2 separate regions of the Homo sapiens genome follow, and region 2 is linked to region 1. Evidence: read pairs that join two places in POLR2A ChIA-PET (ENCODE). Cell type or tissue: OCI-LY7. All regions are shown on one strand. Each heading gives the region's core, and the rest is flanking DNA. Links, peaks and the distances in the headings are about the cores only. Region 1 overlaps LOC105371664 (a long non-coding RNA gene). Region 2 holds the start of RGS13 (regulator of G protein signaling 13).

The links. Peaks named below come from ENCODE experiments on the same cell type or tissue, not always from the same donor. Only the 100,000 strongest peaks of a DNase experiment are listed, where the experiment ranks them.
Region 2: POLR2A ChIA-PET joins it to region 1 with 29 read pairs; 2 of 35 experiments call an interaction of 5 or more read pairs at or near these places.

Annotation. Positions count from the first base shown.
Region 1 is chr1:192,532,361-192,548,239 of GRCh38, reverse strand. All of the region lies in intron 4 of LOC105371664 (a long non-coding RNA gene), which reads left to right. Among named protein-coding and RNA genes, the nearest start is that of RGS1, 35 kb to the left of the region's middle. RefSeq lists an enhancer at 3,031-3,090. In OCI-LY7, for the core only: no CTCF peak of the experiment used is centred there; a DNase peak (open chromatin) is centred at 9,129; H3K4me3 peaks cover 1,500 bases; H3K27ac peaks cover 2,218 bases.
Region 2 is chr1:192,621,794-192,637,672 of GRCh38, reverse strand. RGS13 (regulator of G protein signaling 13) reads right to left here and starts at 1,526. Exons shown (of 7, transcript NM_002927.5): 1 at 1,356-1,526; 2 at 13-83. LOC107985241 (a long non-coding RNA gene) reads right to left here. Exons shown (of 2, transcript XR_001738348.2): 2 at 3,123-3,664. LOC105371664 (a long non-coding RNA gene) reads left to right here and starts at 8,640. Exons shown (of 5, transcript XR_002958418.2): 1 at 8,640-8,786; 2 at 10,252-10,332. In OCI-LY7, for the core only: a CTCF peak has its summit at 772; DNase peaks (open chromatin) are centred at 1,552, 2,442, 4,322, 4,522 and 4 weaker places; H3K4me3 peaks cover 8,000 bases; H3K27ac peaks cover 8,000 bases.

The DNA.
Region 1 (15,879 bases), core at 4,784-12,783:
TTATAATCCATTTATAGAATTAAAAAACTAGTAGTAAAAACTAGTATAAATTTAATGATCAACTTAGGTAATCACTGCAAACAAAATGATTAAGAAAGTCAAACTGCACAAGGTTAAGAAAACATATCATTTTAATGTGAATCTTAACAATTAAAAATATCATTAATTATTATAGATATAGACATAAAGGATTAATATAAAAACATGAATGGGAGTTGAAGTTGATTGCGTTTTTGGCCCTAATTTTTTACCCCCTACTGTATTCATCCCCTTTGACTTGTAACTTATATGCCCTCTCATTACATGTGGGCTGCCTCTTTCCCCCTCTTGACTTTGGATTTGGCCATGTGACTTGCTTTGGCCAAAAGCATGAGATGGAAGTGGTAGTGTGACAGTTTTGAGCCTAGGCCTCAATAGACTGGTATTTCTCCTTGCTTTTTTGTGCCTCTGCGTTGTTAGGAAAAAAGAACATACCTAGGCTAGTCGTAAGGGAAGATACATGGAACAGAGTGAAATGGCCCCAGCCAAGCCAAAACTTAACTGGCTGTCTTCCAACTAGCCCTCATATGCATGAATGGGCTCTGATGAGATCTGCAGATCTTTCATTCAGATCCATGAAAATAAAAGATTATAGTTTTAAACCACTGAGTTATGGGTAGTTTGTTATACAGCATGTTTCATAGCAATAGCTGATAGGTGAGATGGTATAATATTTCTGTCTGGGATGGAGGAAAGTAGATGTTGTATATCCAAATATTTTTTATTTTAAAATTGTCATATAAATATGAAAAAAATGAACATTTATTGAATTTGGATAATAAATATTATTTTGTTATAATTCAAGTTTTTTTATGTTTGAAAATGCAGTTTTTAAAAGATAAAATATTTTAAAAAGTAAAACTAGAGTTCTAATTGCCCACTTTTCTATTTATTTCATTTATGATTTCATGCCAATATTAATTTTCTGATTTTTTGGTTCATGTTCATTACTGGCTTGCTTAAGATAACTGTGGTTCATGCTTTATGTACAATCACCTCTTCTAGTTTAGCTTATGTCCCATAGTTTTTTTTTTAATAAAATACTCATTAATGTTTGCATTAAAATAAAATGGAATGGATTTGGTGAACCTTTAATTTGTATTTCCAGTTTCTGTCATGATCTTATCTATTATAGTGTGAATCACATAGCAGTAAACAGACTTCTAATTTCAACACCTGGTTAAATCTGATAAGTGATGAGTGATAACTCGGCTCTCTTTTTCCTATGTTTTTTAGAAGTAATGAGACATACACAGCTAGAGACGGCTCAATTCTCTGCTTGTGGATAAGAGGAGCATTTGAAGCTTTTTGTCCCAACTAGTGTCTTTTTTCACCAGCCATTTGTGCTGTGCTTATGGTGGTATTGTGATATGTGAGATAAAAAGAGCTGAACAAACTTATGTTGGTGGAGTCATGGGGAAATGCGGGAAATGAAAAGTCAATTGCACACGAAGCATTGCCAGGAAATAGAAATTGAGCACTCCTGCCAAAGAATGTGTATAAGGCAATCTGAATATTCTTGCAAAAGTATTTTTTTAAATTTATCGTACACCGTTATTATATATCTATTCGTTTATTTTTTTTAAAATTTGGCAACAAAACCCTTTCCACAGCAATAAGCTAAAAAAGTTTATGTTTAATTAAAAATAAAGTACATATTTCTGTTACTCAAGGAAATTAATGATAGGCATGAATTTGCACAGAACATTTCTCAACATTTTCCATCCACTATGGGGTGTGTAGTACTGTCACTGACCACATGAAAAAGAGAAGACACAAATGTACCAAAGAAGTACCAGCATCTACTTCAAAAGTGAGTCATTATTTTATGAAGACTGCAGAGATTAGGTACATCAGTATTTCATGCATTAATGAAAGTCTCTGTGATATTAGTTAAATGGAGCCTGGAAACCATAAACTGCTAAGACCCATTAGAAGCCACCTTAACATGTTGAAATCATGTTTCGTACTTAATGGTGGGTGGTTTCAAGTTCCCTAATGCATGCAGTTACCCAGTATTCTGAGTCCTCAGGCAATCCTCACACACAGGTCCTTCCTCAGCCTGCATCTGCTCCTTCCTGCCTTGGATACCATCTCAGCTCATGATTTTGATACAAACCTCAGATATGACTTTCAATAGGGATTGCATCCAGAAAGGCATTCAGCTTATTCCATCTTCTATGCCCTCTTATTTTTGACTATCGTACAATATTTTTGTGCATTTATGCTTTCTTCAGATCGCCTTTACTTTAAAAAGAGGAAGTAGTAAGAGTGAAGTTGTTAGTATTCTCAGTGAAATATTCTTTAAAAGTGGGGATAATCCCATCAGCTATTTTAGCTAAATTTCTTGGAATAGCCAATATTGGGATTATAATGGTAATTATTTGGAAAAATAGTATTAAGTTTTATAATACTATTTTTCCAAATAATTACCATTATAATCCCAATATTGTAGCCAAAAATATTAATGTCCCTCAAAGAATTCACATATTTTGATACAGATTCTGTTTTTTAATGTTTGTGCTATTTCTATGAGGTTACAAGTTGAAAAAATTACCATTTTATTTTAAAGGTGGGGAAATTTTCCAAGCTTCTCTAGGAGTGAATGCAGTGGAGATTAAATGAGACTACTCATTCACAATCTATAGCTCTTGATTCCAGGTTGTTTGCATTTTTCATTCACAGTCTATAGCTCCTGATTCCAAGCTGTTTGCACTTCCTCATTAAAAATGATTAGGAATGATGAGAAAAATGGTAATAAGTTTACTGTTGCTGGAAATTTTCAAGTTGTCCATGGAGGTACTTTCTTTTTAGGAAGGAACATACAGTGTATCACAGTTCTTGCATGAACCCCTTTAGAGGAAAAAAAAAGTTCAAAGGGGATGTCCAGAGGCGATCGCTCTGGGACTACAGTGAATTGATACTTAGTCAACAGGGGAATTTCTCAAGCTTTCTTAAAGCTTAACCCACAACCACACCTGTCAGCAGTTTCTTCCAAGTGAGAAACATTTACAAGTATATTACGCTTAAAATGTGAAGAATCTTCGAGTCCCTCTTAAACAACTGTTTTTATCCCTTCAAGAGAACTGAATCTAAATAATGGGACTCTGCATGTTTGGCAAATTACTCATTTCCTGAAAATGCAAAACCTAAGTAACAGAAATGAGGATAGCAACACGCTGTGCAGTATAAGTGTGTTTCAAAGGATTCAAGCTCCTCTGAAATATTTCTGTTTAATCGAAGGCCAAAGAGAGTAGAACTCTTACAGTCTTTCTCTACTCCAGGCAATTTCTCTTTTAAAGCATCAGTTGGAATTTCCTTTTTTCATCAATTGACAAAAGCAATTCTTTTTTTTTTTTTTTTTTGAGATGAAGTCTTGCTCTGTCACCCAGGCTGGAGTGCAATGGTGCGATTTAGGCTCACTGCACCCTCTGCCTCCCGGGTTCAAGCGATTCTCCTGCCTCAGCCTCCCGAGTAGCTGGGATTACAGGCACCTGCCATCATGCCCAGCTAATTTTTGCATTTTTATAGAGATGGGGTTTCACCATGTTGGCCAGGCTGGTCTTGAACACCTGACCTCAGGTGATCCACCCACCTCTGCCTTCCAAAGTGATGGGATTACAGGTGTGAGCCACTGTGCCCAGCCAAAGAACGATTCTATTAATGTTAATTTATTTTGTAGTTTATAGTTCCTACACTAAATTGTAGTTTCTGCAGATGAATTTTGGAGTCATGTTGTTTATTAGTGTTTACTTTGAAACTATATGTGGACTAGAAAGTTCTAATATTTATGGGATTGGTTCATAATACTGAGTAGTACTTGAAGTATTTAGTCTGTCAGACTTTAGGTAAAATCACAGGTTAAATATTCTGGAGAGAGAACACTATCTCTCCATTAAAAGATATATAGAAAATGTGGTTTCATAATAAATCATTATGATATTTAATGATCTATATTGTTTAAAATGAACCAATGTTATATTTTTATAGAAATAAAAAATTATTCTTATAATCTAATTGGCTATCAGTTGACCTACAAAAGTTGAAGAAAAAGAGCAGAAAGAATAAGTCTCTCTTGTCTAAGATAAAGCCAGACATTACAGCAGTGAAAACAGATTTTCTTCAGAAACGACTGACAACAGGAGAAAGAACTGATCCCAGTGCTTTAGGAGGCCGAGGCAGGAGGATTGCTTGAGGCCAGGAGTTTGAGCTCAACCTGGGCAACATAGCAAGATCCTGTCTCTAAAAAAGTTAAAAAAAAAAAAAAAAAGAAGAAGAAAGAGCTGAACTCCATTCTGATTTGTGCAGAAGTGACTGAGTGCTTTAAAGGGAAAATGAGGGAGTAGGGACAGGGAGCGAGTGAAGTCGTAGGAGCTGCATATATATCTCCAAAGGGAAAGAGACAGGATTCACAATTATAATCCTTTTTTAATAAGTGCACTGAGAAGGAAATATCAGGGGCCTATCATCAGGTATTAGCCAGAACAAACAGGAAATGCTTTTGACACCCATGAGCTTTTGAAGGCAGAAATTCATGAGATGGTTGGGTCATACCAGGGGTGTGAACTTAGGCCGCTTAGAAACCATACTAGCTACTGTGGGTCAGGTCTCTCAGTGCAGGGATTGAAATTAAGTTGTTATATGCCGAGACTTCTTTTTCTCTCTTTTCTCTCCTCTCCTTCCCTTTGTTCCCTCTTATTTTGTCAGGATGCACTAACGGAAACAGAAATTACCACTATAGGTATTTTAAGCAAGAAGGATTTTAAAAATACGGGACATGATGTACTTAAACAATTATTGAAATGTTAAAGGAGAGGATAGTAGGCTGGGTGTTCAGGACTGACCCCAGATTGACTCCACTAGGAAGCTACTGCCTCTGAGGTCTTCACTAAAGCTGTAAGTTTAGGAACAATTCCTGGAGCTGCTATGCAGTCGTTAGAATGCTGGAATTAAGAAGTGGGGCACTGCTACCATTGCAACTGCCTTCCAACACTAATAACACCCGAAAGTGGATTCTCATAGCTACAAGCTAGGTATTGACTCTTGACACCCAAGAACCTGTGGAATAGGTGCCGGCAGTTTACTCTAGAAACACCTTATGTTTCCACAACTTTACATGCAAACAGAAATAAGAAGATAGCTTTGACCTTGCTGCTTGCTTCCAAATCTTCTAATAAACAGAAACTAACTTGCATCAGAATACTAGCTACTCAAGTATCTTCATGTCTTTTCATTTTCCTCCCCTCCTTTTCTCTCTTCATCTTTTAAATGTATGAATACATGCTTGTTCCATGAAAAGTGCTAAACATTGCTGAGCTTTAAAAATTATACATGAAATAGGTGAACTCCATGCTTTTATGTAGTCACAGTCTACACAGGGGAAAAAAGAGGATTTACTTGTTGTAAATAAATAAAGTTAAGTGCTGTACTAAAACTGTGCATGCAGGGTTTTGGAAGCATGAAAGAATTTATCTCTAGAAGGAATCAGAAAAGTGGTCATAAACATGGCCCTTATATTGTCTATGAAAAGATGAATATGAGGTTGTCCAATAAGGAGTGTGTTGGGGGCATCCTCTTAGATAGAGGACACAGTCTATTTGAAAATACAGGTTTAAGAAAGTTTGGTGGGCTATGACTGGGTGCAGTGGCTCACTCCTGTAATCCCAGTGCCTTGGGAGGCTGAGACAGGAGGATCACATGAAGCCAGGAGTTCAAGACCAACCTGCTCAATGTAGCAAGACCCTACTTCTAAAACAATTTTTTAAAAATTAGCTGGGCATGGTGGCATGCGCCTATAATCCTAGCTACTTGGGAAGCTGAGGCGGGAGGATTGCTTGGGCCCAGGAGTTCCAGGTTACAGCGAACCCTATGCCACCGCACTGCAGTAGCCTGGACAAATAGAGTGAGACCCTATCACAAGAAAAATAAAAAATAAAGAATAAAAAAAAGTTTGGTGAGCTAAAGGAATAGCAAAATGTTCAATACAGTTCTATTATAAGGATAAGTCGCTCCAATTCTAGAAAATAGTGGAATATAAGAACTTACCTCTAAGTATAAGGCCGTGACCCCTGAAAGAACAATAATAGCTAAATAAATTGCTACTTTGTCTTTCTCCAACATTGCTTTATTGTTTGCTATAGGAATTAGATCTAGGCCAATGAGAGTCAATATCTGCTTTCTTGATAAACATTTTCCCTCTAAGCTTCCAACTCCGTATTTATTTATTAAGCTTAAAGTAACACAGAATGTCTTCATTATTATGCAAATAAATATTTCATTTTTGGATTTATTTAACAAATATCATGTGCCAGTTTTGTCCTGGGAATAGTACTTAGTACATAAGAAAAGCTGATGACTGTGTCTATGACAAGGAATCTTTAGTGAGGAAACAGACATGTAGACAACTTCAATATAAATCAGATAACTGGTTTGAAGGAGTAATGTACAGAATGCTATAGGAACTCAGAAAACAGCTTTCCTATGTCACCTAGAGACAGCAGGGGCCTCATGGAGGAAGCAGCATTTAAGCTGAGAAGCAAAGCCTGAGTAGGAATATTCTAGACAGTTTAATATGTGAGAGTGGAAGGATATTCTAGGAAAAGGAAATAACATTTCATATAACAACTGTTCTCAGTGAGGAGAACATGGGAACGAGATTAGACAGGAACATAGGACCAGTTGGCCACTGACCTCAAAGGGATTTGCAGGTATGAGATCTGTGTGGTAGAAACTACAAGTACTGCAAGAAGTCGGAGAAGGGAGGTTTCTTGAGGTACAGAGATGCCAGCTCTGTGCAGGGAGTAGAATTTGACTAGGACTTGTACTTGGAAAGACTGAAGGGAACATTGCTCCAGGTTTGGTGAGCAATGTGGACCACTGTCCAGAGGTTGTATCAGTGTGGTCCCCCTGTTGGAAAGTGAAATGTATAAACCTGTTTTTAGCAGAGGCACATTTTTGAGATGGTAAAATTAAAGCTGGACATGTTACTGGGACATGTTATCAAAAGCTAAAAATTCTGGGGGTCACTTAAGGCAGTAAGACAGAAAAGTGTAGCAGAAAATGCTGTAGCTGGGAGTCAGTGGATTCAAGAACTGGTGGGGTCTATCGTTGGTTCTGTAATGTTGGAAATATCACCCAGTCCTCAAGCTTCTGGAGCTATAATATATAAAATGAGGATTGTTAAACCTCATACTCTGTAAGGCCACTCCACTTCTAAGTTGCCATATGTGTTTAATAAATAGGGACCTGTTGAAATTTTTAGCGGGTTTTATTGTGCTGTTGTTATTTGGCCTTAAGAAGGAAGTATTAAGTTTAGGGAACTGGGATTTAGATTCAAGGGTTTTGAGTTCAAGTTTTGTTTCTGTCTCTTGCTACCTTCATGACATTGATTAAGAAAGTCATTTAGTCTTCTTGAGACCATTTTCTTATCTGTGAAGCTGGGATGATGTTTGCTTTGCTTAAAACATAGGTTGAGGATCAAATGTGATGAATATATAAAATATTGTGTGTTCTATAAGGTGCTACAGGAAATATTTTAAAAGACATAAAGTGGTAGACTATTATGGTAATCTTATGCGAGGAGATATAATTTGGAGATAAGTAGTACCTATGAGAATAGAGAGCTACAAACGTATAAGACATTTTGAATGAAATATAGATAGAAAATAGATAGTGACTTATCTTACAGGTTGATGAAAATGAGAGATGGAGAGAGTGAAGATGGCAACAGTGACTAAGGAGTGTCGACCACATTTATTTAAAATCTCTGTGCTGGTCACTGTAGAAATTCTATTTTAATGTGAATGGATAGTGTAATAAAGTAAGTTTTTGTGGTCTGGTTCAAAAGTAGGCCAAAATGAAAATTTTACTTGCAAATTTCAAGAAGCAAATGGAAAGAGAACCAGGCCTTAGAATATATTTGCGTTTCTGTATTGCCCACTAATATTTTTGTATAACACATTTTAAGTAATAAAAATCTGATAATTTATTTGTCCACCCTGGAAAGGAAAAAAAGATAAGCTATAAAGCAGTCTAATTTTATCAAACCATTTTTGGATACCTTATAAGTAAAGTCAGAAAACTAGAAGTGAAAAGGGAATGCTTCTAGAAACTGTAGTGAGGTCTGCATCAAATCCTAAGACATGTTTTTGCTCCAGGTTTCCTGCAATTGCTACCATAAAGGGAGCATTTCAGACCCAGTGCTCTGTAATGTGGTTTCTTTCCTCTGGAATTCCTCCAATCCTTCATGAATAGCTGGAGGAATGCAGACCTCTGGAGGCTGTATTTTACAGGTTGCTATGGAACTGTCTAAATATTATGAACAGTGCAGTGGTATATGACATACGACAGCCCAATGCCATGAAATTAGGGCAGCTAGAAATCATTTCCATACCCTTGAAATGTAAGCTTCTAGTTTAAAAGAATGGCATGAATGTTTTTCATAAATAAATTATCCTTTATCACACTAAGTTAGATCCTGGGTGGAGATAGGAAGTCTGGGACTTCAAAAGAGCTTTAGTTCAGAGAGAGGCCTGTAGACCCTAAGAAGCAAATACACAAGCAGGCCAGGGGAGGCCTAGTGAGGGGAAGGAGGAATATAAAACTTCGTAGTTTTCAGGATATAGATTGTAATGTTGATGTTACAAAGAGAACTGCTTTAAAAATCTCACTCCAAAGGTGTGCTTGGAGGTAAACAAGCTAACATAACTTCGGGATCAGGCAAGTCACTTAGAGCAAAAACGGGGCTTCCTCTTTCAACACCCTTTTTTTTGTGCTGTGAGACCCCCAAACTCTCAGCTACTCAGGGTTTGATGCTTGACTTTTTCTCAGATTCCAATAATTGTTTATGAAACCTGATTCAAATTTTAAGTCAGAAGTTACCCACCATAAAACATACCTCCCCCTCCTCCCTGGTTCTACTTAAGTTTCATTTAAATAAGAAATATAGCTCTCTGGGTACAATTTTTTGAATAACAGTTCTGTGAATGCTATTTGCTTCTGCAGGTTATGCCAAAGGCAGTTTCCTCTCTGAATGAATGTTTTTAATGTGCAAATTCAAAATACAACGAGCCTACGTCATAAGCTGCACTAAGTGAACAGAAACTAAGTGCAGCTGGGCTTTGTGGCTTTTCTTGTTTTCTTTCCTTTTTTCTCCCCTTCTTCAGACAGTTGCTATTGAATAGTTTTTTTTTTTTTTAATGAAAGAGGGTAAAACATTTCTCACAAATCCTTTTGCCTGCACCAAGAAATTCAAATTAAGCAATTGAAAATGTAAAAGGAACAAATAAGTTTTGCTTTGCAAGATGTAGGGGAGCCCATCTGTCTTGAGTATCTGGTTCAGTTTCATTAAGAGTTGCAAGTATCCACTTCATGTTGCCTCTCTATTTTCTTATCTACCCTGCCTGGGAGGAGAGGACAATCGCCTTCCCATTTTTCTTTTTTGGTTTCTTATTTAAGTAGCATAAAATATATTTTAAAAATACATTTTTGTTTATGTAAGGTTTTTTAGATATGCCACCACCTGAATATCCCTGTGTAGAAAAAAAGGATAAACTCCCACTAACAGTGGAAAAACATCCCTATTTCTCCACATCCTCTCCAGCACCTGTTGTTTACTGACTTTTCAATGATCACCATTCTAACTGGCATGAGATGGTATCTCATTGTGGTTTTGATTTTTCTAATGACCAGTGATGATGAGCATTTTTTCATATGTCTATTGGCTGCATAAATGTCTTCTTTTGAGAAGTGTCTGTTCATATCCTTTACCCACTTTTTGATGGGGTTGTTTGTTTTTTTTTCTTGTAAATTTGTTTAAGTTCTTTGTAGATTCTGGATATTAGCCCTTTGTCAGATGAGTAGATTGCAAAAATTTTCTCCCAATCTGTAGGTTGCCTGTTCACTCTGCTGATAGTTTCTTTTGATATGCAGAAACTCTTTAGTTTAATTAGATCTCATTTGTCAATTTTGGCTTTTGTTGCCATTGATTTTGGTGTTTTAGATGTGAAGTCTTTGCCCATGCCTATGTCCTGAATGGTATTGCCCAGGTTTTCTTCTAGGATTTTTATGGTACTAGGTCTTACGTTTAAGTCTTTGATCTCTTCAGTTGATTTTTGTATAAGGTGTAAGGAATGGGCCCAGTTTCAGTTTTCTGCATATGGCTAGCCGGTTTTTCCAACACCATTTATTAAATAGAGAATCCTTTCCCCATTGCTCGTTTTTGTCAGGTTTGTCAAAGATCAGGTGGTTGTAGATGTGTGGTGTTATTTCTGAGGCCTTTGTTTTGTTCCATTGGTCTATACATCTGTTTTGGTACAGGTACCATGCTGTTTTGGTTACTGTAGCCTTGTAGTATAGTTTGAAGTCAGGTAGTGTGATGCCTCCAGCTTTGTTCTTCTTGCCGAGGATTGTCTTGGCTATGCGGGCTCTTTTTTGGAAGGATCTAGAACTAGAAATACCATTTGGCCCAACTATTGCATTACTGGATATATACCCAAATGATTATAAATCATTCTACTATAAAGACACATGTATATGTATGTTTATTGCAAAACTATTCAGAATAGCAAAGAGTTGGAACTAACCCAAATGTCCACCAATAATAGACTAGATAAAGAAAATGTGGCACATATACACCATGGAATACTATGCAGCCATAAAAAAGGGTGAGTTCATGTCCTTTGCAGGGACATGGATGAAGCTGGAAACCATCATTCTCAACAAACTTGTGATAACAAGAACAGAAAACCAAACACTGCCTGTTCTCACTCATAAGTGGGAGTTGAACAATGAGAACACACGGACGTAGGGCAGGGAACATGACACACTGGGGCCTGTCAAGGGGTGGGGGCTAGTGGAGGAATAACATTAGGAGAAATACCTAATGTAGGTGATGGACTGATGGGAGCAGCAAATCACCATGGCATGTGTATACCTTTGTAACAAAACTGTACATTCTGCACATGTACCCCAGAACTTAAAGTATAATAATAAAAATAAATAAATAAATTGAGGTGGGCAAAGTGAACAAAAAAAGAAAAAAAGTAGAATAAGTAGGGGAAGTTTAAAAATATCTGTTAAATGTCTCAGGTTTTACATCATCAAACCTTCCAATTTTCCTTTCTTTGTGAGGCTCTTGGTGTACAGTGGAAGAAAGTCAGCAAGACAGGATTAAAGTTCAAATACAATCAAGAGTAAACATAGTAAACTCATAGAACAAATCAAATTCTGTGACTTCCTTGGTAGTATCCTTTATATATTTTTTGAAATAAGTGGCTCATTCATCTAGTCTTGAAAGTAAGTTTTGCTATTGAGTTTCTCTTCATATATTCCACATAAGAAATGCTTTATATGCATGAAGCCTGTGCGACTGAGTTTTTCTTCAAGCATCAAGCAAGAGATGGGAGTGTAATGGACCAATATGAAAAAATGCTTGGTTTTGTTTATGTTCCATTCAGAAGTTTCTAACCGTTGCTTTTCCCCTTTGAAATGGAAATCTACACAATCAACATATAACTTTAAAAAATGCCTGACATGAAAGATAATTGTATTAAAAGATACTAGTATTAGAAGTGTGCACAAAGGTAAAAGCTGTTATCTGTAAACAGATTAAAAACCAACAGAGTTCTCCAGTACCGATCTGTAATCTTTCTGCCCGTTGCCCAGCTTAATGAGACATAGACTCTACTGAGTGGACAAAAATCACCTGATACTTGCTGTTGTTGAATTTCTGAAGGAAATTGATTAGTCAACTCTGTCATCTATGAGTAGCATGAATATGACACAGAGGTAACTGATATTTTCTATGCTTCATCAAATGATAGTGTACATGGTTTCATTTAATAATTTTGGGGAAATATGATGTCTTGCATTATCTGTTTGGCAAAACTCTGTTGTCTTCCTTTGGTTGAAGACTTCAAATGGTTGCTTGAGATGATTGAATAATAAAATATATTATGAAAATGAATTTATTTCTCTCTTACATGCTGTAAAGTAATAGATTCTTTATGAATGGTTCTCAACTAGGGCACCCCCAGGGGATATGTCACAACTTCAGAAGACACTGTTTATTTTAATGACTTGGGGTGGTGAGGTAGGAAAGTGCTATTGGCATCTAGTGGTTAGAGACCAGGGATAATGATAAACATGCCACGGTGCACTGGATAGCCTCCCACAACAAAAACTCATACAGCCTCAATGTCAACAGCACTGGGGTTGAAAAACTCTATTTTATATGAATAATCAGAATAAATAAATTACCTCATATGTATGTGATATAATTCTAAAGTGTTTTACTTCTTTAAAGATTAGAAAACTAAATGCTTTCTTCATTTTTTTAAAAAAAGAAGTTTATTAAAAAACAAAAAAAATTAGTCATGTTATACCTGGTTTGAAACTATAGGACATACTTGTATATTTAAAGACATGAAAAGGAGACATAATTCTTCTGTTTGTGTGTGAGGATCAATTTACCTTTCTCCACCCATTCATAAACCCCCAAAGAGAGGTCATCTTCAAACTCGAGAATAAGTTGAAAGCAAATTATAGGAAAAAAAGTTCTAGTTCACATTTAAGTTGTAAGCACTGTGTACATTATTATAACTCATATTATGCTGAGTTATTAACTAGTAACATGTCTGGGTTTTCATCTTCTTGTTGGAGTATGAGAGTGGGGTGAGGTATATAATGTCGTTACATGGTTAGATATCACTGTACTTCTAATTATAATAAGCAATGGAAATCTGTATTCGTTTTGAATTTTAATCACAAAAACTCTTTTCCTATCAATCTCTCTCATTGTGACAGATGGCAGGAAAAAGGGGACCTGGCAGAAGACTGGAAAGAATATAGAAAGCAGTTCACTCAGCTTAGAGAAATAGACTGGACTATATTACTTGGCCTTAGCCAATGGGCCATATTGAAAGAAACCTAGTTTCAAAGAAAACAGCTGACAAATATCTCGGTGCCTAACTAGAACTAGTATACATGTGTACATCCAGCTGTTACCAAACTGAGGGTAAAAATGGCATCATACATCAGTAAACTAAATTACAGTAACCCTGACCCTCTATCACGCTACAACTTTCCAAGGAAGTAATTACTGAATAGCAATCCTCTCCTTGCAAAACATTTCCAAGTTTATTTCTGGGCTCTTCAGAGGGTGCCTCACATGCATTCACCATGGGGCCCCTCATTCCCTACTCTTTCCTATACTGCTCCAGCTGGCTGGTGTTTACTACCTCATGCACCTTGAAGGCACCTCTCCTGGGCCTCTTGGTTGACCGGTTGACCAGGATCCTGCTAAGGAAGCACTCTCTGCCAGATTCTCTCAGAGCTGCCACTGTCAGATACACTGGCATTGTGGATCAGGTTCTGAACAGAGCCAGGAAAAACATTCTTCTCTGTAATTTCTTTGAGATAGTCAGACCCTTACACAGCATTGTGTGTACCTAGAGATTCCTAACGTCTTTGCAAAGGCAGCCCCTCTGTTTCATGTTTTAGCAACTCCTAAAACTAACAAAAAATACCCCCAACTCTTTGACCAGGTGCAGGAAGAAGTCCAGACACATTGCTAGTTCTTCTCACCCCTGGATAACTGTTCTTTTTCCCTACTGACAAAAATAATATGCAGCCTTAGCTCAACCTACTAGTTTACATTCCTAAACCAGAATGTTTATTATTATCCAGAATATTTATCTGCATTTAGATTAATGATGATATCATAGATTTTATAGACGGATATTTTCTTTACATTTATGTAACCAAAAGGCCAGTCTGGAGATTGCAAAAAATCAATAGTCTGTTCCAAAATCAAATAGAAAAGTCTACTGCTGGTAGAGAAATCTAATTATGATATTTACAAACAGATTTCCTCAACTTCTTAGTCACATTTTAAACACCTTGGTGTTCAGTTACAGCCAAGGCATACTGTTAAATAATAGAGAAAAAAGGACTTTTTAATAAAAGATGAATGGAGTAGGATGTAAAAATTTTAGTACAGGTGTCATTAGCCAAGAGCAATGGGGTATACAAATAATTCTGATTAGCCTAGAACTTCTGAAGAATCTAGATGTGTTGAGAACTCTACTTTTTGCTGCACTGAAGAAAAAAGGCTTTCCTGATTACTTTTAAATTTATATGTTCAGCCTGACCACTCCCCTGAACACTGGACTCATGTGTCCAACTGCCAACTCAGTCTCCACTTGAGTGTCTTAGCATCTCAAACTCTTGTGTTGAGAATTGAACTCCTGACCCTCCCCCTCCACCACTGCCCCTTTTGGACTCTCTCCCACACTTTCTTATCTAAGTCCATGGCAACACCAGTTTTTCAGGTCCTCAGGTCAAAAACCTTGGAGTCATTCTTTATTCCTCTTGAAATTTCTCTTCTCCCTTTATAAAACCCATCACCAATCTTGTGAGTTCCAGAGTCTGCAACTTCTCACCATTTGAGCCAAGCCACCATCATCTTTTACCTGGATTATTGCAGTAGTTTTCCAAGTGGTCTCCTGCTTCCACTTTGGGCTCCTAAACTAATTTCAACACAGATCCCATACTTGAAATTGCTCAGATCTTTCCAGTTATGTCTCATTTATCTCAGAGTGAAAGTCAAATTTCTTACAAGAGTTTAGAAGGCCCTTCAAAATATATTCTCCTACTTTCTTACCTGTTTGACCTGACCTTATTTCCTACCAAAGCCTGCTTTTTTGGTGTGTGACCTGTGCAGCCACTCAGGGCCCTGTGCTGAGAATGTTTGGGCTTATGCATGATTTAAGGTTCTGCTTTAGTTGCCATGAAATTCTTAAGAAATTTTAACAAAGGCCAAACCAAATCCAGCAGCACATCAAAAAGCTAATCCACCACAATCAAGTTGGCTTCATCCCTGGGATGCAAGGCTGGTTCAACATACACAAATCAATAAATGTAATCCCTCACATAAACAGAACCAACGACAAAAACCACATGAGTATCTCAATAGATGCAGAAAAGGCTTTCGACAAAATTCAACAGCCTTTATGCTAAAAACTCTCCATAAACTAGGTATTGATGGAACGTATCTCAACATAATAAGAGATATTTATGACAAACCCACAGCCAATATCATACTGCATGGGCAAAAACTAGAAGCGTTCCCTTTGAAAATCGACACAAGCAATATCGTGAAAATGGCCATACTGCCCAAGGTAATTTACAGATTCAATGCAATCCCCATCAAACTACCAATGACTTTCTTCACAGAATTGGAAAAACTACTTTAAAGTTCATATGGAACCAGAAAAGGGCCTGCATTGCCAAGACAATCCTAAGTCAAAAGAACAAAGCTGGATGCATCACGCTCCCTGACTTCAAACTATACTACAAAGCTATAGTAACCAAAACAGCATGATACTGGTACCAAAACAGAGATATAGACCAATGGAGCAGAACAGAGCCCTCAGAAATAATACCACACATCTACAACCATCTGATCTTTGACAAACCTGACAAAAACAAGAAATGGGGAAAGGATTCCCTATTTAATAAATGGTGCTGGGAAAACTGGCTAGCCATAAGTAGAAAGCTGAAACTGGATCCCTTCCTTACACCTTATACAAAAATTAATTCAAGATGGATTAAAGACTTAAATGTTAGACCTAAAACCGTAAAAACCCTAGAAGAAAACCTAGGCAATACCATTCAGGACATAGGCATGGGCAAGGGCTTCATGTCTAAAACACCAAAAGCAATGGCAACAAAAGCCAAAATTGACAATTGGGATCTCATTAAACTAAAGAGCTTCTGCACAGCAAAAGAAACTATCCTCAGAGTGAACAGGCAACCTACAGAATGGGAGAAAATTTTTGC
Region 2 (15,879 bases), core at 1-8,000, 94 kb before region 1:
GGATAAACTCACCAAGCTTCAAATAAACAATGATCATTTTTTTCTCATGTTGGTGGTATAATATGTGGAAACATTCCATTGACCTAAAAATAAAATAATAACAAAACCAAACAAAAACAAAAAGATTATTGTGTGCTTCCTGGAGAATGCATATTTGGCAAAGATTACTGTAAATGCTCTTAAGTTTTAAGTAAATACTTTTTCCACCTCGGAAATGCTGGATTATGGTTATTCCCATTTTTATTTATTAACTCTTTATCTAAAATTGTGTTAATATCATGGCTTATTATAAAAATTTCTTTACTGTTTTAATTTGTAATTTTCCATTACTTTTTATTTAAATAATCTATATTTATCTTAATATTGTGTATTAATTTGCTTTCCTTTTTTGTTTTTCAATACCCTCTTGGTAAAACTAGTGTGTACTTTTACAATCGAAACATAGAGTGTTTAGAACAAGTTTAGGTCTCCACGATGATTTTGCCTCCACTGTTTTCTCCTGATAATTATTTGAAAGAAATACATTTCACCGATAGAATCTAATTCTCAGAGTGATTATAAATGCATTGGTAATGGATTGAGTTGTATTAGTAGTATGCCAGAATTAGATTTGTTTCCTCCATTATTTAAATGAAATCTTAAAGTATTATGAAAATAAATAAATTTTCTTAAAGCAATTCTGTCTGTTTACATATATCTGCATTTAAATATGTTTCTTTATTTTATGATATAGCATGTTACATAAAATTTAGTAAAATTTGGAGCAATTTATATTTTAGTGAGCTTTTGTTGACCACAGCACACAAATTTCTTGTCCTTTAAAAAATTCAAGAAATTTGTGCATAGTTGTGCTTAAGCATAACATAAAAGAATAAAAAAATTCTACAAAATCAAGATTAACAATGTTTCAGATAAACCTTATAATAATCCACACCTGGCTTCAGTACAGTTAACAAAGGATGGAACTAATAATTTGGTAATGCATGATTTTTGAAACAAATAATTCAGCTATGTCTGATTTTATAATATGTTTTTATCTAAACATATAAAATGAAAAACATTTAAAATGAAAATATACACAAAAACATAAAATGAAATAATATACTTTAAAACTGTAGCATTTCCTCTGTTGCCCAACTTAGAAGATTTATTTATATAAGGAGTGACTCTAAGTTTTGTTTTAAATATAGAAAGCCAGGCAAAAGAATATGTGTTTGTTAGTTTGTCTTTTTTTCTTAGAAAAACCTCTGTTAACACTCCCAGAAGTTCTACCATTGAAATCAGCATCTGCTAGTGATTTATAGCAAGCCAATAGTCTTGTATTTATCAACTATTTTATAGAATCTCATACTTACAAATATATCCTGTCGAGCAGTCCACCATGCTAAATTTGATCTCCTCTTTGTTATGATCCGTTTGAAATCAGGTTCTGAAATTTTGTGAGACACCCAGCATTTTATTTTTCCCAGAGTAAAAGGATTTTACTGTCTCTATAATTACCTTCGATGGCACTCTGGCCTCAGTATGAATGTTCTGTTTTTACACACACGTATCTATGCAAAGAGAGGTTTTGTTGAATATGGAAAGTAGTGCTGTAGGACTCCAGTGCATTACTGATAAAGAGGTTTTATCTAACATTATCAGACCATCTGAAGTGATCAGATGATTGGAAGCAGCAGCTTCATGAAATCTTCAAAGTAATACTCAAATCTTTTTCTCCAAAATAATTTTTCTAGTTTTAGAAAATGTATAGTCTAAAGTAAAATTCCCTTTTAAAAAAGACAGAGAACTGAGTACAAACACATAGGACATCACTGCAAACACATGTTAGCAAATGGTTGAGAACTATTAAAATCAATCTGTTTGTAATAGATTACTAGGGACTTTTAACAACTGAAGGATCTAAAAAAGTATCTTTTCTAGTTATACCTCTCTAGTTCCTTCAACTGGTCCTCTACAGCAGTTCTGGACTCCGTTGTTCTACAGTTTGTTAACATGCCTTCAAAATCTGAATTGAACACAGTGCTTAAGATAAGGTCTAATGAATACAGAATATGGTAAGATTGTGAATGCCCTTGTCCTGGATTTACTCCAATTGTGTGTGTGTGTGGGGAGGGGTGGGGGAGTTGGGGGGTTTGGGGGGAGAGAGAGAGAGAGAAACAGAGAGGTAGGAGTAAAGAAATGCTAGAATAAAACAGCAGTAAAGAAGATCAAAATGTGGTTGATGGAGTGTTTCTTAAAATATTTAGGGGCCCAATGAGATAGAAGATTAACCTTACTTGTCTTTTATAATTTTGAGATTCAAACCCAAGAAAATTGAATTTCTCAAACCTGAGAGATAAGTTTGGGACTAGAAAAGGAAAGGAAACTTTGGAAAGTCAGAAGCTGCGTAGATGTAGCAATAATGTAGGAAGTGAAGGGCAGGTTAGCCTCAGCTTGGGAGGATCTGGGTTGTTTGTGGATAGCACTCATTTTCTCTGGGTGCTAGGTGTGCGATTTCCTCCCCACTCAGGACATTTTGGATGCTGGATCTCTTCAGGAAATCTTCAGTGTCATAGTCAAGACTTTTCCTCACCCCAAATAATTCATTTTTTTGGGATTTGGAATGTTTGCTCTTTCTCATGGTGTGGATGCAAGGAGCTGGCAGGAAGATTCTGGAAGTAACACCCTGTGCGAGTGTCAGTTTCAAAGCTTGTTTAATGGAGTCAAACATGAGAATCTCCCTACAGAGTAAAACTTAAGTATCGACAGGGACTGAAAAACAAATAAATCATAGAGTGAAGAGTAACAGCACGAGTAGGTGGAAATTCCTGGAGGAATTCAAGAGCAATGTGTAGATATTTGTGGCAGATTTCTAAACATGGTTTTGTTTCTCTGAAAAAGTGTAGTTCAAGTTCAGTTTATGAAATCATAGCAATATAATGCTTTGTACGGCACATAGGTGGATCAGACTAATTCAGAGCTGTCAGGTTAGGGCAGGTAACAGGATTATGCTTTCGTTGGTGCAGCTTGGGAATGCCCTTTCCATTGAAAGGCTGTCCTTCTGATGAACTGATCTGCTTACTCTAGAGCACTTTTACTATATTTCAATTTCAGCCAATGTAAGTCCAAAGTAACACAAGTTCAAATGTGCACAATTAAAAATCTTTAATATTTTTATGTTGAAAGTTCAAAATGAACTTTACAAGAGCAGAAAAATGAAGTATTAGAAATTATAAATTCAGAATTTGCCATTTATGTCTTCTACAAAAAGTGGAGAAATATAATTACTGGTTAATGTTCGTGATGACAGCTTAAGAAATAAGCCTACTATTTTCAGTGCATCCTATTTATACTATATAGTGTTTGCCATTTGTTCAGAGGGTGGCTCTTTTCAATATATTCTAGAAGCAAGATAAACTCTTGGACACTGGGGTGAATTGTCTGGTGAAATGTATCCAGTAGGCAGTGGTTTGTGCCAGTGTTTGGAAGAAGACTGGCTTCTGCTCCTGCTTTCCATGGACGCTGATCTGTCCCTCTTAGCCTTTCAGGTCTGTCCTCTCTGCCTTCATTTTCTTCCAAGCTTCTTTGCAGCGCATTCTCAGTCTGTCTTCATACACTCATTGTCCGCATCTTGGAGTGGACGACTCAGAGACTTGACCAGTCTCCCGTCCCCTCTGGTTTGCTGCCAATTAGAAACAATCTAACTTTGGTTTCTGACTTGTGTGAACCCAAAATATACCGACAACAAAAATTAGGAAGAGATTACTGAGCATTGAACACTATTGTTAGCATAAAATAAACCTCAGTAGCAATTAAAGTTAGTTACCAATTCTGTGTGCATTTATTCAGATGATTTGCTTTAAAGATGTCTTTAATTATAATCATGGTCCTGTTATGCTATAAAGTTTAGTCACTAACTCCCAATCATTCTTAGTTCCCTTTTGGTAGCTGCTTTAAATCCATTCTCTTGGCCCTTCCAGAAAGTCGGCAGTGCTCTCAGGTTTCAGATCTCCAGCATGTAATTGAAAAAACCAGTGGTCCTACTTGGTTTCTATTTTCTTCTGAGCACTTGGTGGATTGTCTTGTCCTTCCTGACTAAATTCTGGGGAATTCATTCAAATCTTATTGTTTCCACCAGTGTATTTGGGGTAACATTAACATAGGAAAGTGTTCTTTTCCCGGAAAAAAAAAAGGAGACACTCCACAGTTGTTTAATTTGCACTGAGATGAGTCTATTAGCTCTTTTGTACTTTCACATTGTTTGATCTGTGAAATTCTCTAAGGATGGGGTTAAGGGCACGTCCCTTTGAAGAGGATTTGCACTGGCTCTGTCAGGCAGCCCAGGCACTTCTCTAACACAAGACTGCTTTGTTATTTTCTTAGCTTGGGTCTCCTGGACCACACAGGTAGGGTAAATTTAAATTACAGACCTGGTTTTATGCTGAAATAGACATGTTCCTGTCATCAATTTTTGTAGGTGACTTGTTTTTTTTCTGTCTGCTGTTTCACTGAAGGTATAGCAGTTCAAGAGCCCCCGGCTCATATTAGGACAGCCTTTGATTTTGTTTCCTGGCTTGCAACAGATCTTAAAAGCCAGATCTCTAGGTTACTGAGATTAGCAAATGCTGAACTCAGCTAAACTTTAAATGCCAGTTTATCACTCTGATTTAGGATTCCCTCTGTTTTTTTCTTGATTTCTCTTAGTTTTGGCAAGCTTGCCTATGCATTTAAATGGGGTTGTTACATATTTTTTTTTAGCATTTCTGGATGTCTGGTAGAGAGAAGATTTTCAAGATATGTCTCGTCTACCATGCTTTCCTTTTATATAAGATAATGTTATATACTCATTTTAGATAAAAGTAAATGCAATAAAATGTCAAGGAAATTGGAACTTTAGCATTTCCTTGTTATCACAGATGGAAAGCATCGTTTGCTTCTTTAGATGCGGAATGCTTTGAACATACAAGGCCCACTGATGTGCAGTTGCAAAGCTGAAGCCTGTTTCCAATCACCTAATCAACTCACTATCCCTTATTGTTTAGATAAGCCTGTCCTGTTCTGCCATGTGCAAAGTATATAAATTTTCTACTATAGAAGTACAGAACAAACATACTTGTGCCACATTTCCGGTTTTTTTTTTCTTATCACAGAAATTAAAATGGTTTTTCTGTAGATCACCATTGAAATACTTTTTGTCTTATTCTTGAAACAAATCTATCCTCAGGACTTACGTGGTGTCTGGTGATTGAGGGCAGTAGATGGCTAGGTAGTGAATCAGAGGCAGGGAACATTTTAAAAGAAATAGGTACCTCAGTCAGCTGATAGGAGAGACTAAAAGAGCGCAGAGCTCAGAATTAGCCTGCATTCCTTCTCCCTGCTTTACCAAAGGAGTCTCCCACTTTTCTCATTCATGCTTCAAATGCATATGTGGACATAGCATTCAGACTGATGTAGTAGATGCTCAATAAATATTCAAAGAATAGATGGATATAGTTTTTTTTTCCCAACAGGATTTATCCAAGCTAAAAACTACCCTAATGTTCATTTTAACCAATTTTCACTTAGATAAAAATTATAGGGTGAAGTTTGGGAAGGATTATATTGTACAAGCTTCCCATATCTCATACTTTCCTAAGAAGTAGTTCTGCCTCTCTGACTGTAACCTTTTTGTAACCTATAATTTGTGTAGTGGTTAATGAGATATATCTGGAGATGCTTTGTAAGTATAATTTACACAAATATATATTTTTATGAGGCATGCAAATTTAAACAATGGTGTCCTTGTGACTTAGTCAAACAAGGAACTAGAATAAAATACAAGGCAAATGTTTTTCTTTAGGATTATGACACTATATCTTAAAACCTCTGAAAGATATGATAATGCAAATAAGATTAGATAAAACAAGTTTAGTTTTGTAGAAAAGGCAAAGAATTTTAAAAATTGCAATCCCAGAAGCTTCAGAAACCTACTTTGGTATGCTTTCCTCCATACAAAAAGTGTTGTTTAATTCCCCCTCAAGTCTGAATATTTGAGGAGTTGCTTTAAGAACTGTAAAACTAGTGCATCAACTACATGCTTTTTGCAGATATGGAAAATATTTTCTTAAAACATTTTTACACAAAGGAAAAGTAATTTTGCCCAAAGAAAATAACATCCAAAGGAAAATGAAGAGTGATTGGTGTTATAAGAAATATAATCCTGGAGGCCTGGAACTACATAAGGCATCCTGAATGTACAGCGTGGGGCCAATAGAGATTACACAAATGATTTTTATAGATGAAGCTGAGCAAAGGGGCAGAATGGGAAGAAGAACAACGGGGACCGAGACACAAGAAGGATGACTTTTGTTTGAAAAAGAAAATGTTCAGGGCATTAAAAACACATGCCCTTTTTTTACCCCATAACATTTTCAAACACTACAGAAAATAATATCTAATAAACCGTGAAGCTTGTTTTAACTCTTTTAAAAACTTCCAAACAAAGGAACTTAGGAAAAATGGCATTCTAGTTATATTTTCCCCCAGATCAGTGGGAATTTATTTCATCTTATTGCTTTTCCAAGTGAGTAGGCAGAAAGTAAATAGAAATGTGAAATTTGTATCGATTGTTTGCTTTCCTTATAACCTTTGCCAAAGAGCTTTGTGAAGGCAACTTTTCTAATAAGGAAGGTATTTTTATATTTAAATGTTGGTTGTCTGTGTAGGAAGTGGAAGAGCTTGTTTCAGAGACTGCTTCTCCAACCCCATTTTAAAGCAGAAGTTCCATCACGGACATTTAGAGGTTAAAGGAAATTTAGATAATCTAGTTCAAAGCTTTCATGTAATGAAGAAAGAAATTGATCTCTTGTGCGTTGCCCTGAGCCACACAGTAGCTGAGATATAGCTGAGTCAAAAACTCAGGCTGCCTAACTCCTGCGTTCTGTGTACTTTAAGGTCCTCATTCCCTTTCTGGCTTACTTCTGGTTGAAAATCAGATAATTGTGTATATCTTACATTCTTATCTCAGTTTAGGTAACAGCCTAAAGTTTTTAGGCCCTTGTGTCTTTGTATCTATCTCCTCTTCTTCTTTCTCTACTAGAAAAACATGTGACAAGATGCTGTGGTTACACGAATTCTCCCCTACTCTTGCTTTATTTTATTCACTGTAATTTATTCCATGTTGAGACTCTGGTCTTTTCTCTTAAGTGGTATTAACATGGTTTCTATTTGAGTTGAGTAAATGGAATATTATGCTTCTGAATCTAATTTTTCTGCCTCAAATGATGCAATTTGAGCATCATTCTTTAAAGACACACGATATATGCTGCCTTCTTATAATGAAATATCTGAAAGAAAATATAGATTAAAGAATGATTATTATCATTGAAAATGATTTATTTTACAAAAGAATTCTATAGGAATTCCATTAGTTAATTCTTCTAGTTTAAATGTCTGAAATTCAGTTTATGCCCAGTATTCAAGTACATGACATAAAGCAAAATACATTGGCTTTATACATTTTATGAATTTGCTTTATGAATTTTATGCATATTGAATTTGATGATAATTAAAAAAACACCCAAGCTTTTCTAAACAAAGAACTCCAGCAGCTCAAAAACACTTGTTTTATCTGATAACATAAATAATAATGTACTTAATAATATATTTCTTATTATTTTATTTTCACTTTCTGCCAAGGCCCGGGGAAACATTTAAATTGCTTATGTGCATGTTTAGAAATACACCGGAAAATCAAACATGCCTAAGAAAAAGGGGTCAAAAAACTATTGTGAAACAGTGGTAACTAAGGAATATTCCACTTAGATCTGTTCCAAGTCAAGCAGTGTTCCAAAGGGACCAAAGGGACCATGTGGCTTTATTTTTAGGCTGCAGTTCATTGACTCAGGCTGTCACTTCTGCTAATTGGCATAGCTGCTCTTAGCCTACAGATGTTTTATAGGGCCTAGATAATGGGAAATTAAACGTTTTATCTGTCACTCTGGAAAAAATAAACTGATTACTCTGTCAAGAAGACCTTGCCCAGGGTCAAGCTTTATTCTAAGGTGGACCACAAGCAAAATTATTTGAAGATACTGAGATTCACACAGTCCACACACACAGGGATTCCCTTGGCCAATAGGTGATGCATTAGTCAATAAAAATGCAACAGAGATTTTGGAGGCCATACTTGAAATGGGAATGTGAGGATTAGAAGACCTTCCAGGTACAATCAGTCTAGTGAATTAATTAGTAGGTAGCTTGGTCTCTGAGAGGTTGAGACATGAGACTATCAAATGGCAACAGCCCATGATATAAACCAATGGAGACAAAGGATTGGCAAAAAATCACTGGAGGTTGCTGTGGGAGAGAGGAAACACTTCATGATTGATGAAGACACCATGGTACACATGTTTAGAAGGGTTTAGAACTCAGGAATAAGAGAGACTGGTCTAGCTTCATGTGCATGTGACATGTCCCATGGTAACACAGGGCCAGAATTTGGTTTTAGGGCTCTGTTGTCACTGTCTTAATATTCTTGATTTTGAAACAAAGGACCTTTCATTTTCATTTTGCATTGGGCATCACAAATTATTTAGCTAGTTTTGCTGGAAGGGGACATAAAGCTAAGGGATAGATACCAGAAGAGAAATTTTGTGTACATTTTAATTTGGGTTGTGGAAAATTGTATTCTCTATTAAAGGGTTTAGAGGAGTGCATTCAAATAATACTCCTAACAGTTGGATAAACTGTCATGAGGGCATTTGGCTGTGAAGTTGCAATGAGTGGAGAGGCATTGACATTGTTGCTGATGGTGACGTTCCTGGGTGAGTAAAGGACAGTGTTGAGATTCACAAGCCAGGAGTAATGAGGTGGTGGTGAGGGAGGCAGAGTCAGGGCTGGGGTCTCAGAAGCCTACTGCACAGCAGTAGCAGCTGGGTGAGAAATCTCTAACAAGGGTCACTGAAGTTGCTTGGGCAATTGCAGTTGATCTAATTAGGAGGCTTGATGAGTAAATAGAATTTAGAGAGTTGCACTGTCCTTGTTCACTGGCACTGAAGACAAAGTCACTTGGCTGTCAGTGTTCCAGATTAGTTATCAGAATGATTTTCCATACTAGCTTTCCTCTAACAACAAACAGCTTTAATGTGATAGTATCTGTCAAGTGCTCTCTGGGTCCCTGAGAGATAGGCTCTTTATCAGTTGCTACAGTAGCCTATTCTTTCAACAGAAATAAGTCAATTTGGAGTCCTGCAGAGTTGCCTAGGAAGATATGGTTTGGAGTTTAGGAGTTCAAGTGTTCTAGTTTGTAGTTCTCTAGAGAAATAAATATAGTAGCTCCTCCTCCCCAGAAAAGCTATAGTATATTATCTAGTTATATTTATTTCCTGACAAAATTAAGGATGGATTCAGACGCAAGACATTAGGTCTCTCAGATACTGCAGATGGGCACTGTTTAATCTAGAGGATTCACAAAAATGATAGTTTGTAAGCTCTGGGAGCATTGCAAACAATTTAGGTTGACTCCTTAAATTTTCAAATGACAAAATCGAAAGAGAGAAGGGTTGTGCATGGCCCAGGTTTCACAGCCGAGTATGTAGAGTCATATCTAGTGACCGTGTCAGCTGCTGGGTCAGGGTTTTTGTCTGCTATCATACAGGTTTGTTATGGCTATATTTGAAGAGTTTTGTTTCATTTTGTGTTTATAGATGCACCCAACACTATTATGAAGTATTTATTAGTCAAAGTAATAATAACAATAACTACCGTTTACATAGAGCATGAAATGGGCACAATGAGCTAGGAACTTTACCTAATCTTTTTAACATCCTTGAGAGGCAGATTCTATTATCTTCATTTTTCAGAAGAGGAAATTGAGACTTAATATCATATGGCCTTTAATTAGATAAACTTTAGGAAGTCTTCAACCTTCCAGTAGTTTTTGGCAACTATTCATCTCTGAACAGACTCCAGAACATTAGTGAATGCTGTCCCATTTTATCCTCACTGAGCAAAATCTAGGGCACTAATTACAAAGATATTTATCTTACAACATTAAGGTTTTGTTGTAAGGAATCATTATGAACGCAATCATAGCTATATTGGGTCCTATATTGGCACATTAGAGATAATTTATAATTATTTATATATATATATATATATATATATATATATATATATATATATATGCTACAGCTGTGAATAAGCAGAGGAAAATCAGCGAACTAAAGTGAGAAATTTTTTGTATTATTTAAATTAATTAATGATATTTAATTTTATCTTTTTTTCCAGTTGATGACATAGAAGACTTAATTTCCTCCTCATGATTAATCTCTCAGTTGGAGAGTATACACACTCTTACACAGAATCCAGGTGAGACGAATGGGGAATTAATAAGAGCTAGGAGGGTACCATTTTTATAGAAATATAATAGTAACATATATATCTGCTAACTATCTGGGAGACATACCCAAGAAAAATATTTTGATTATAAGAAAGGACAATATTTGAAATCAACTTAAGCAGAGCTGACTAGAAATGGAAGGACACCTAAGGGAAATAAAAGGTTTTTCTAGGTTACAACTTGCTCAAGTCATGTAACATTCAGGCTAAAGGCAAGCAAAAGTCAGAACATATACATTCACCCCTCTGCTGGGAGCAGAGAAGAGCAGAGTGGAAGTCCAAGGAGTGTGGTGGATGCCAGTCAGGGGAAGTTGCTGTAGCCTGGTGTCACCTTTATCCTGCAGCTCTTTGCCAACCCTCTTCAGAGACAGAGAGCCTATCCCCTGAAATGAACTCAGGGCCCTACTGTCAACTGCTGTCATTTACGTTAAGCAGCAAAGCCATTAGACTTAATTTACCTAAACTCTTCCCCTATAGCATTCTTCCTCTATAACATTCATGGTCTGCTAAGGTTGCTATAAGCAAAGCAAAGTATAAAATAGCACACAAGTTCCTGTTTGACAAGTGAAATACCAGTTTCTTATCTCTCCCCAGGGACCTCTTATAACGAGAAATTGGCCTTGTGAGTTTTGAAACTTTTCCATTCACAACCCTGTATGTCTTTTATTATTTTGTCTTTTAAAATTAGCATGCTATTTTAAAAAATACAGAAACCAGGCTTTAGAAGCACAACAAGGGCATCTGCTTTGCAGAAACTACTTATTAGTCCCTGTCTCTTCACACTGAATTTTCAGTTGCTGCCAAAGTAGAAAAATATGCAAATGCATGACCTGTGTATCGAGTATGTTTTTATCTTGAGGCTTTCCTATATATCTAAAGGATAAATATTTGTTTGTAGATTTGATTGCTGTTTCTCTACAAGAGTGTGCTTGTGGATTCTAGAATGTGGTATAGCCTAGAAGGCATGATAATTCTGTAAGGTGATTATATGGTAGCTGGTACCTTGCATTGTTCCTTCATCACTGAATCATCCAATAGATTTTATTGTTAACAATGACCACAGTTTGTATATACTGAGTTTTTGAATTTAGGTGGCAATTTGAAATTATTGGAAGAATGAGTCTTCTGATTTTAGAGGTGCTCCTCATTTGTACCCTAAAGACACTCTTGTCTTTATTTTTGCATTACTGTGCTTATCACCAGGTACAACATTTGCATGCTGAATTGTCTGTCTCCTTCACTGGACTCTAAGCAATTTGAGAATAGGCCTTGTGTCTGTCTTGTTCATTATTGGGTCCTTGGAACAAATTAGTGCATGGCCTTCAGTGGGTACTTAATAAATATTTGTTTAATAGAATCAATACTTTTAATCCAACTTTTTAAAGTACCTTTAATATGACAGGCACTTTAAAGAGTGCCTTAAACACATTTTCTCACGTGATCTTCACAACAACCATATGAAGTTGTTATTTCAGTCTTTATATTGGAGAAAAGGAACCTAAACTTCAGATGGGGTAAGCAGCATACTTAGGTCTTTCACCTGAGCTGTGTAATTTGGGATTAGGACTATGTGACTTCAAAGCACATATCTTATTTCCTATACCACACTGCTTTGTGTATCAGAAGGTAGAGTGATATAAAAGTCACCACAGATACTGATGGGAACTTGCAAAACATGAGAGATGGGGAAGTTTGTAGATATATTGGCAAAGGAGTATTGGCAGAGAGAGTTAGCCCCTTCAAAATTTTCACAGAGAAATTCTTTTCATTGACTACAAATATTTCTTGCTCCTTAAATAAACCAGAAAAATCTTGTTTGTTCATTATTTCTGCAGTTTGAATTGATACGATATACTTCAATGTTGTAGTTATAAATAAGGATGGCATAACCATTACTATTTGATTTAATTGACATTATCAAGCAAGTACTTTCTGAGAATGATTTTGAGTGGGATTGAGGATTGGGGCAGAACAGTGAATGCAGGTAGTATCATATATCTCTTATTTTCACAAGCTTACAGTATAATCGGTAATAAGATTAATCAAATTACTAGAAAGAGAACATAATAAATGTATTCAAAGTTGTACAATCTATAGAGGATATAAAAGGAATAAGAAATTAGATTTGTTTGTGGATATCAGAAGTATATTACTGCCGAGGTAGCATTGCAAAGGTCCTTGGAAAATGGGCAGCATTTAACAGTTTTATGTGCTGTCTATTTGAAGATGTATAAAGATATGGTCTCTTTCCTTAAGAAAGCCAAGATTCTTTACAATTTGGCATGTTTTTGCGGTGGCTGGTACCAGTTGTTCCTTTCCATGTTTAGTGCTTCCTTCAGGAGCCCTTGTAGGGCAGGCCTGGTGATGCTAGGAAGAAACTGCATCAACTAATGAGCAAAATAACCAGCTAACATCATAGTGACAGGATCAAATTCACACACAACAATATTAACCTTAAATGTCAATGGGCTAAATGCTCCAATTAAAAGACACAGACTGGCAAATTGGATAAAGAGTCAAGATCCATCAGTGTGCTGTATTCAGGAGACCCATCTCACTTGCAGAGACACACATAGGCTCAAAATAAAGGGATGGAGGAAGATCTACCAAGCAAATGGAAAACAAAAAAAAGGCAGAGGTTGCAATCCTAGTCTCTGACAAAACAGACTTTAAACCAACAAAGATCAAAAGAGACAAAGAAGGCCATTACATAATGATAAAGGGATCAATTCAACAACAAGAGCTAACTATCCTAAATATATTTGCACCCAATACAGGAGCATCCAGATTCATAAAGCAAGTCCTTAGAGACCTACAAAGAGACTTAGACTCCACAAAATAATAATGGGAGACTTTAACACCCCGTGTGTCAGCATTAGACACATCAACAAGACAGAAGGTTAAAAAGGATATCTAGGAATTCAACTCAGCTCTGCACCAAGCTCTGCACCAAGGACCTAATAGACAGCTACAGAACTCTCCACCCCAAATCAATAGTATATACATTCTTCTCAGTGCCACATCACACTTATTCCAAAATTGACCACATAGTTGGAAGTAAAGCACTCCTCAGCAAATGTAAAAGAAGAGAAATTATAACAAACTGTCTCTCAGACCACAGTGCAATCAAACTAGAACTCAGGATTAAGAAACTCACTCAAAACCGCACAACTACATGGAAACTGAACAACTTGCTCTGGAATGACTACTGGGTACATAATAAAATGAAGGCAGAAATAAAGATGTTCTTTGAAAACAATGAGAACAAAGACACAACATACCAGAATCTCTGGGACACATTTAAAGCAGTGTGTAGAGGGAAATTTATAGCACCAAATGCCCACAAGAGAAAGCAGGAATGATAAAAAATTGACACCCTAACATCACAATTAAAAGAACTAGAGAAACAAGAGCAAACACATTCAAAAGCTAGCAGAAGGCAAGAAATAACTAAGATCAGAGCAGAAATGAAGGAGATAGAGACACAAAGAAACTCTTCAAAAAATCAGTGAATCCAGGAGCTCATTTTTTGAAAAGATCAACAAAATTGATAGACCGCTAGCAAGACTAATAAAGAAGAAAAGAGAGAAGAATCAAATAGACGCAATAAAAAATGATAAAGGGGTTATCACCACTGATCCCACAGAAATACAAACTGCCATCAGAGAATACTATAAACACCTCTATGCAAATAAACTACAAAATCTAGAAGAAATGGATAAATTCCTGGACACATACACCCTCCCAAGACTAAACCAGGAAGAAATTGAATCCCTGAATAGACCAATAACAGGCTCTGAAATTGAGGCAATAATTAATAGCCTACCAACCAAAAAAGTCCAGGACCAGATGGATTCACAGCCGAATTCTACAGGAGGTACAAAGAGGAGCTGGTACCATTCCTTCTCAAACTATTACAATCAATAGAAAAGAGGTAATCCTCCCTAACTCATTTTATGAGGCCAGCATCATCCTGATACCAAAGCATGGCAGAGACACAACAAAAAAAGAGAATTTTAGACCAATATCCCTGATGAACATCATTGCAAAAATCCACAATAAGATACTGGCAAACCGAATCCAGCAGCATATCAAAAAGCTTATCCATCATGATCAAGTGGGCTTCTTCCCTGGGATCCTGGGATGCAGGGCTGGTTCAACATACACAAATCAATAAACACAATCCATCATATAAACAGAACCAAAGACATAAACCACATGATTATCTCAATAGACGCAGAAAAGGCCTTTGGCAAAATTCAACAGCCCTTCATGCTAAAAACTCTCAATAAATTAGGTATTGATGGAATGTATCTCAAAATAATAAGAGTTTATTATGACAAACCCACAGCCAATATAATACTGAATGGGCAAAAACTGGAAGCATTCCCTTTGAAAACTGGCACAAGACAGGGATGCCATCTCTCACCACTCCTATTCAACATAGTGTTGGAAGTTCTGGCCAGGGCAATCAGGCAAGAGAAAGAAATAAAGGGTATTCAGTTAGGAAAAGAGGAAATCACATTGTCCCTGTTTGCAGATGACATGATTGTATATTTAGAAAACCCCATTGTCTCAGCCCAAAATCTCCTTAAGCTGATAAGCAAATTCAGCAGTCTCAGGATACAAAATCAATGTGCAAAAATCACAAGCATTCTTATACACCAATAACACACAAACAGAGAGCCAAATCATGAGTGAACTCCCATTCACAATGGCTTCAAAGAGAATAAAATACCTAGGAATCCAACTTACAAGGGATGTGAAGGACCTCTTCAAGGAGAACTACAAACTACTGCTCAATGAAATAAAAGAGGACACAAACAAATGGAAGAACATTCCATGCTCATGGATAGGAAGATTCAATATTGTGAAAATGGCCATACTGCCCAAGGTAATTTATAGATTCAATGCCATCCCCATCAAGCTACCAATGACTTCTTCACAGAATTGGAAAAAATTACTTTAAAGTTCATATGGAACCAAAAAAGAGCCCACATTGCCAAGACAATCTTAAGCCAAAAGAACAAAGCTAGAGGCATCACACTACCCAACTTCAAACTATACTACAAGGCTACAGTAACCAAAACAGCATGGTAACGGTACCAAAACAGAGATATAGACCAATGGAACAGAACAGAGCCCTCAGAAATAATACCACACATCTCCTACCATCTGATCTTTGACAAACCTGACAAAAACAAGAAATGGGGAAAGGATTCCCTATTTAATAAATGGTGCTGGGAAAACTGGCTAGCCATAAGTAGAAAGCTGAAACTGGATCCCTTCCTTACACCTTATACAAAAATTAATTCAAGATGGATTAAAGACTTAAATGTTAGACCTAAAACCATAACCCTAGAAAAAAACCTAGGCAATACCATTCAGGACATAGGCATGGGCAAGGACTTCATGTCTAAAACATGAAAAGCAATGGCAACAAAAGCCAAAATTGACAAATGGGATCTAATTAAACTAAAGAGCTTCTGCACAGCAAAAGAAACTACCATCAGAGTG